Linked DNA regions of Homo sapiens: region 2 is linked to region 1. Evidence: chromatin contacts called from ENCODE POLR2A ChIA-PET data. All regions are on one chromosome and are shown on one strand. Each heading gives the region's core, a stretch centred on a gene start or an enhancer-like site at or near the end of the contact. The rest is flanking DNA. Distances are from core to core; before and after follow the strand shown. Region 1 overlaps SLC5A11 (solute carrier family 5 member 11). Region 2 holds the start of LINC02175 (long intergenic non-protein coding RNA 2175).

Region 1 (3,160 bases), core at 229-2,728:
TGCTCTGAATGAAAATGACAATGACTAATTACAAATTTTAATTATGAGCAACAGACTCTCCAGGAAATAGATATGTCGTGATAAAGCGTAAAGTGTAAATACTTTAGAACTGCACCGCCCTGACTCAGATCCCAGCTCTGCCTCCTGTGAGCTCCTTCATCGTGGGCAAGTCACCTCTCTGAGGCTCAATTTCCCATCTACGAAATGAGGTTAATAATTAGACATACGTCACAGGTTTGTAAAAAGCAGTAGGCATGTTCATTGTATGTGTAATGTGATTAAATACAGAGTACTTGTTCTGTTCCCCGTCCATTTTATAAAACCATTTTTTTTAAAGAAAGCATGACTTGGGAGGCTGAGGCAGGAGGATTGCTTGAGCCCAGGAGTTTTGTTTTGTTTTGTTTTTTTTGAGATGAAGTCTCACTCTGTCCCCCAGACTGTAGTGCAGTGGTGCAATCTTGGCTCACTGCAACCTCTGCCTCCTGGCTTCAAGCGATTCTCCTGCCCCCAAGCGATTCGCCTGCCTCAGCCTCCCAGGTAGCTGGGATTACAGGCGTTTGCAACCACGTCCGGCTAATTTTTTTTTTCTTTTTTTGTATTTTTAGTAGACATGGGGTTTCACCATGTTGGCCAGGCTGGTCTTGAACTCCTGACCTCAGGTGATCCGCCTGCCTTGGCCTCCCAAAGTGCTGGGATTACAGGCGTGAGCCACTGCCCTGGGCCCAAGCCCAGGAGTTTGAGACTGCATTGAGCTATGATTGCACCACTGCATTCCAGCCTGGTGACAGAGTGAGACCCTATCTCTAAAAACAATAAAAATAAAAATAAAAGGAGCATAAACTAGGCCGGGTGCAGTGGCTTATGCCTGTAATCCCAGCACTTTGGGAGGCTGAGGCAGGTGGATTGCTTGAGGTCCAGAGTTCGAGACCAGCCTGGCCAACGTGATGAAACCCTGTCTCCACTAAAAATACAAAAATTAGCAGGGCGTGGTGGTGGGCTCCTGTAATCCCAGCTACTTGGGAGGCTGAGGCAGAAGAATCGCTTGAACCTGGGAGGTGGAGGTTGCAGTGAGCTGAAATTTCACCACTGCACTCTAGCCTGGGTGACAGAGCAAGACTCTGTCTTAAAGAAAAAAAAAAAACGAATAAACTTTGTGGTTAGGCAAACCTTGGCCACATATGTGCATGAATCATGTTTTGAAGTCACAGCCTCCCTACAAGGACTCTGATTAACTCCATTGTACAGGTGAGGAAAACAAAGCTGAGGCCGGGTCTAAGGCCACACTGCTAGTAAATGACTGAAGCAGGGCTCCAACCCAGGTTTAACTCTAGAGCTCCTAACTACCCCGAGACACGTGGACCTTGGTGGGGAAAATTCCAGATGTGATAAGGACTGGCACGGGTCTCATCACCCAGGCTGGAAGCCACTCGCACCCTTTCCTACCACTCCTGGGCTGCAGTGGCGCTGACTGCCTGCTGCACTGCAGCAAGCTGTGCCCTGGCCTGGCCTGGGTCTAGGGAGCCTAGTGGAGGCAGCCCTACAAGAGGAAAAGAGTCAGTCCTGGAAGGCAGAGAAGGGCTGTCTGGGACTAGAACTGCAGGAATAAGGAGCTAAATGACCACCCCTGGCCTCCTCCACCCGTTGATGCCATGGGGTTCATAGAAACAGAGAGATCTCTACAAAAAGGCCAAAAAGACAGATCCTGGCTGGGCTCAATGGCTCATGCCTATAATCCCAGCATTCTGGGGGGTCAAGGCATGAAGATCGCTTGAGGCCGGGAGTTTGAGCCCAGCTTGGGCAATGTAGTGAGACCCTTTTTTTTTTCTCCTCTACAACAAATTTTTAAAAATTAGCTGGGCATGGTGCTGTGTGTCTGTGGGCCTGGCTATTTGGGAGGCTGAGGCAGAAGGATTGTTTAAGCCCAAGAGGTTGAGGATGTAGTGAGCTGTGATTGCACCACTGCACTCCAGACCCTGTCTCAAATAATAGATAATAATAATGATAATAAAATAAAAAATTTTAAAAAGACATCTCAGGATTTGAGGCTGAAGCAGAGGCCAGGATCACCCCTAGTCCGTTAGCAAGAGCCACGGCTTCAGGTATCTGGAAATAAATTCTAGGCATGGCAGGGCAGGGCAGCGTTCCCTGAATGGTCCACAGCAGGGTAACAGGGCATATGCCCAGTGAGTGCAGGGGACCCGGCAGAGCGTTGTCCTTCACCTGCCTTTCAGGGATGATCTTGTCTCATTATTCCAGAGAGAATAGACATCACAGAGCACCTTCTGAGCCCAGACCTGTCCATCCAAATGCCAACGTGGCATCTCTCATGGATATATATATATATATATATATATATATATTTTTTTTTTTTTTTTTTTTTTGCCCCCAAGGCAGAGTCTCGCTCTGTTACCCAGGCTGGAGTGCAGTGGTGCAATCTCTGCTCACTGCAACCTCTGCCTCCCGGGTTCAAGCGATTCTCCCGCCTCAGCCTCCCGAGTAGCTGGGATTACAGGCATGTGTCACCACGCCTGGCTAATTTTTGTGTTTTTAGTAGAGATGGGGTTTCACCATGTTGCCCAGCTTGTCTTGAACTCCTGACCTCGGGTGATCCACCCGCCTCGGCCTCCCAAAGTGCTGGGATTACAGGCGTGAGCCACCGTGCCCGGCTTCTCATTGTTACTTAATAGATGTCTGAAAGTTCACACGTGCGAGTTACAGACCAAGCTTTCCAGCCCAAGCACGTGCTTCTTCCAGTCTTCCCCACCTCACTAAATGACAGCTGCAGCCACTCTGCCACTCCTGCCAGAAACCTGAGTCATCTATAAGGCATTAGTCCATTTGTTCACTTATCAAGTGGTCTGTGAGCACCTCTATGTGCCAGGCACTACATCTAAGCACCAAGAGTGCCTGGTATGTAAATGTCTCATCGAAGAATTTATAGCATCTCTTTCTCACCTCCCAGAATCTATTCACTCCCAATTCCATTCTCTCTTACTTCCAAAACATAATAAATCCACACATTTTCCCTCATTTTTAGTGCTATCACCCTTGTCTGAGCCACCATCACTTCTGTCTAGGTTAGAGAAAGACCCTCCAGTCTTACCTCCCCGATATCCATTCTTCCTTCCTTTTTATTTTATTATTTTATTTTTGTTTTAAT
Region 2 (3,160 bases), core at 276-2,775, 220 kb before region 1:
GAGGAGGCTGAAAGGAGGAGAGACCGCGGGCAGAGGTGGACAAGGGACCAAGGTGAAGACCTTTGAGGTGCTTCTTGAACCACAGTGGTGAATGTCTTTCTGGACAAGAGTGCCAGTGCCCACCGCCATCACAGGACACAGCCCCATCCGCACTCCCGGGACAGCAACATCTCATTGTCCCAAACTCTGCCAATTTCATCAGTGAAAAGTGGAGCCTGGAAGCTTTGCATTTCTTCAATGACTTCGAATTTTTTAAAATGGTCTCACAGATTTCCTGGTCATCGGTATTTCATCTGAAAAGTCTCTTTCTGTGATATCTGCTCATTAGAGCGGAGTTCTTAAAATTATTAGAGAGTGTTATACATTCAGTATATTCACCTCTGTGGTGGTTGCTCTCAGTTTTGTCCAGTTAGTCATTCATCATAAATTTAACTTTGATATCATAATAAAACAGACAAAAGTGTAGTTATTATGTGCTTAAATCTACAGGTGCTTTTTTAAAAAGTTCTTTTTAGAGACAGGGTTTTGCCCTGTCGCCCAGGCTGGAGTGCAGTGGCGCGATCTTGGCTCACTTCAGCCTCCACCTCTTGGGTTCAAGCCATCCTCCTGCCTCAAACTCCAGAGCAGCTGGGACTACAGGTGAAAATATCACAATTATATGTTAGAGAGAGAGAGAATGAATCATTGTAAAACAATGAAAAGGTGAAGAATGTCTGTTACCTGTGTAAGTAACATCTACATCAACCCTCACCTGAAGTTCCTCACCTCTTCCCTTGCTCTTTTCTTCAGCCCAAACACGGTGTTCAACGTTCTTCCCAGTCACCGCCCAAGGCCGCTGTCTTAGCCCTGCCGTCATCACCTCTCTGAGCCTACTGCAGTAGCTTCCTATCTGGGTTCCCTTTCCATTCCTCCCGGGTCCCGACTCCATCGGCTGCCAGTTGACTTCCCACAGCACCAACTTTTCTCAGCCTTCTGCCTATGAGAGCTCCCCAAATTCTACCACGGGAGCCCTCAAACCATGATCCTCCCCAAAACGTGAACAGCAGCTTCTCGAACCATGGACAGATGGCACAGATGACAACCGAAGCCAATCACCACTGCCTGTCCCTGGAAGTGGACGCTCCGGGTCATGGGTGGCCATGTATCTCGGTCCTGCTATCCTGGGTGGTTGGAGGAATTCTAGCAGTGAGAGTTGAAAACCGCTCGGCGCGCGGCAAGAGAGGATGAAGCCCGAGTCTGACCTGGGAAGGGAGCTGCTCCCCGGGCAGTGGACCCCAGGGCTGGCGGGGAGGCGGCCTCGGTCAGCCCAGTTGGTCTCGGGCCGCTGGGCCTCAGCCCCCAAGCCTGGTGCCCGCTGGCCCCGGAGGAGCTGTCCCGCCCCCTCCGGCACTCGCCTTCCGGGGCTTGGTCGGCTAGCTGCTTCACGCGCGCGGGCTGGGGGCCCCAACGGCGGACGAGCGCTGCTCCCACCGCTCCAGCGCCCAGACTGTAGCGGCTCCGCCTCCGCGGTCCGTTGGCCCCGCCCCCACGTCTCTTCCGGGGCCCCGCCCACCCCCTTCGGGCCCGCCCAGCACGGCCTCCCCTTGTGGCCTGGAGCCCCAGGCCGAGGGCGCAGAGACCAGAAGGCCGAGCTGGGCGGCGACCCCCGTTCTTGCCCGGTCACTTCCTGCGGCGCCGCCTGCCCGCTGGCAAACTGTGGCTGGGAGACCCTTTAAATAGAACGTATTAGCCAAAACTAGAAGAGCAAAATATGTACCATGTTTCAATTTAATGGGATTGCCAGGTGTTTTAAGGGTCCGCCGCAACGGTCCCTCGAGTCCCGGGGTTTTTGTCCCCATCAGATCATTCGTGGTGTGGATCTTCCGGGAGGTTATGGGAAAGGGAGACCAGCAGCCGGCTCCGTGGGCGGCCATACTGCTCCCCCAGGAAGGCCAGGCAAATCTTCAGTGCTGGGATCCCCCTAGTACGTTCATTTTGTCTAGGGTCCAGGTGGGGCCATCGAGCCCCTTGCCCACAGGATTGGTCCTTTGGCATGCAGATAAGCAACACCGCCAAGAAAAGCCCATGGGGTCTTTAGGCTGTTAGGAGACCACCAGGGAGCCATTCCTAAATCTTCCCAGGTGATGGTTCCAAAAACCCTGGTGTTTGGGGAAAGGAAAAAGGGTTATCCACAGGACTATGCTGGAACACTTTCCCAAACAGTGTCTGCCTGGCTGTCCCAAGCAGCCGGTGATGGAGCGATGGTCATGAGGCTAGACCAAAGACCACAGAGTCTAGCCTCACTCTAGTGGAACTCAGGCACCCACCCGTTAGGATGTCGTGTTGCTGCTGCCCCCAGGTGGGAGCCTGGGAAACCACCTGGCCGACACGGGCCACACCTGATGGGACCTCACAAGGAGATACAGTCCATTAACGTTCGTCAGGGTGGGAAGAAGTGGCAACACCTACTGAGATAACAAAACTCATTAGCTGAAGGGCAAGCTGGCCAGCAACTGGCAGTGATGTTCTCAATAGTCCTGGCCGCCTTATAAAACCAGCTACTTAGGCCGGGCACGGTGGCTCACTCCTGTAATCCCAGCACTTTGGGAGGCTGAAGTGGGTGGATCACAAGGTCTAGGAGTTCAAGACCAACCTGGCCAGTATGGTGAAACCCCGTCTCTACTAAAAATACAAAAATTAGCCTGGTGTGGTGGTGGGCGCCTGTAGTCCTAGCTACTTGGGAGGCTGGGGCAGGAGAATCGCTTGAACCCGGGAGGAGGAGGTTGCAGTGAGCTGAGATCGCGCCACTGCACTCCAGCCCGGGAGACAGAGCAAGACTCCGTCTCTAAATAAATAAATAAACAAACAAACAAAACCAGCTACTTAGTAAAGGAGCAGCTAGTTAAAGCTAACCAGGGGTCCTCAATCAAGGATGGGCCACACTGTTTGTGATGCCAATCGTTTTATTCACACTCTTTACTCCATTGATGAAAGAGGGATTCCTTCCCCCCACGCTCCTGCCCCCGCCCCTGTCCCCACCCCCAGAGATACGGGGATGGCCGAACACACAACACTTGATGCAGGACGGATGCAATCAACAGCAGCTGACTGGTCACAGATACTCCAGTCCAGGGGAGAAGGACCCTGCACACTATGCAGGGCAATGTGGAGGCTACACTCC

The links. ChIA-PET counts read pairs that join two places held with the same protein, here RNA polymerase II (POLR2A).
Region 2: POLR2A ChIA-PET joins it to region 1 with 18 read pairs in BJ. The contact joins the promoter of LINC02175 here to the enhancer-like site in region 1. POLR2A ChIA-PET finds 5 or more read pairs at or near these places in 3 of 52 experiments (A549, BJ and activated CD4-positive, alpha-beta T cell).

Annotation. Positions count from the first base shown.
Region 1 is chr16:24,848,794-24,851,953 of GRCh38, reverse strand. The region is part of intron 2 of SLC5A11 (solute carrier family 5 member 11); the gene reads right to left. Among named protein-coding and RNA genes, the nearest start is that of SLC5A11, 4.4 kb to the right of the region's middle. Within about 2 kb of position 1,478, at least 3 of the 41 ENCODE cell types and tissues checked have a DNase peak (open chromatin) inside an H3K27ac peak, as active enhancers do.
Region 2 is chr16:25,065,252-25,068,411 of GRCh38, reverse strand. It overlaps LINC02175 (long intergenic non-protein coding RNA 2175), which reads right to left and starts at 1,525. Exons shown (of 2, transcript NR_135197.1): 1 at 766-1,525; 2 at 1-633. RefSeq lists a silencer at 1,233-1,622.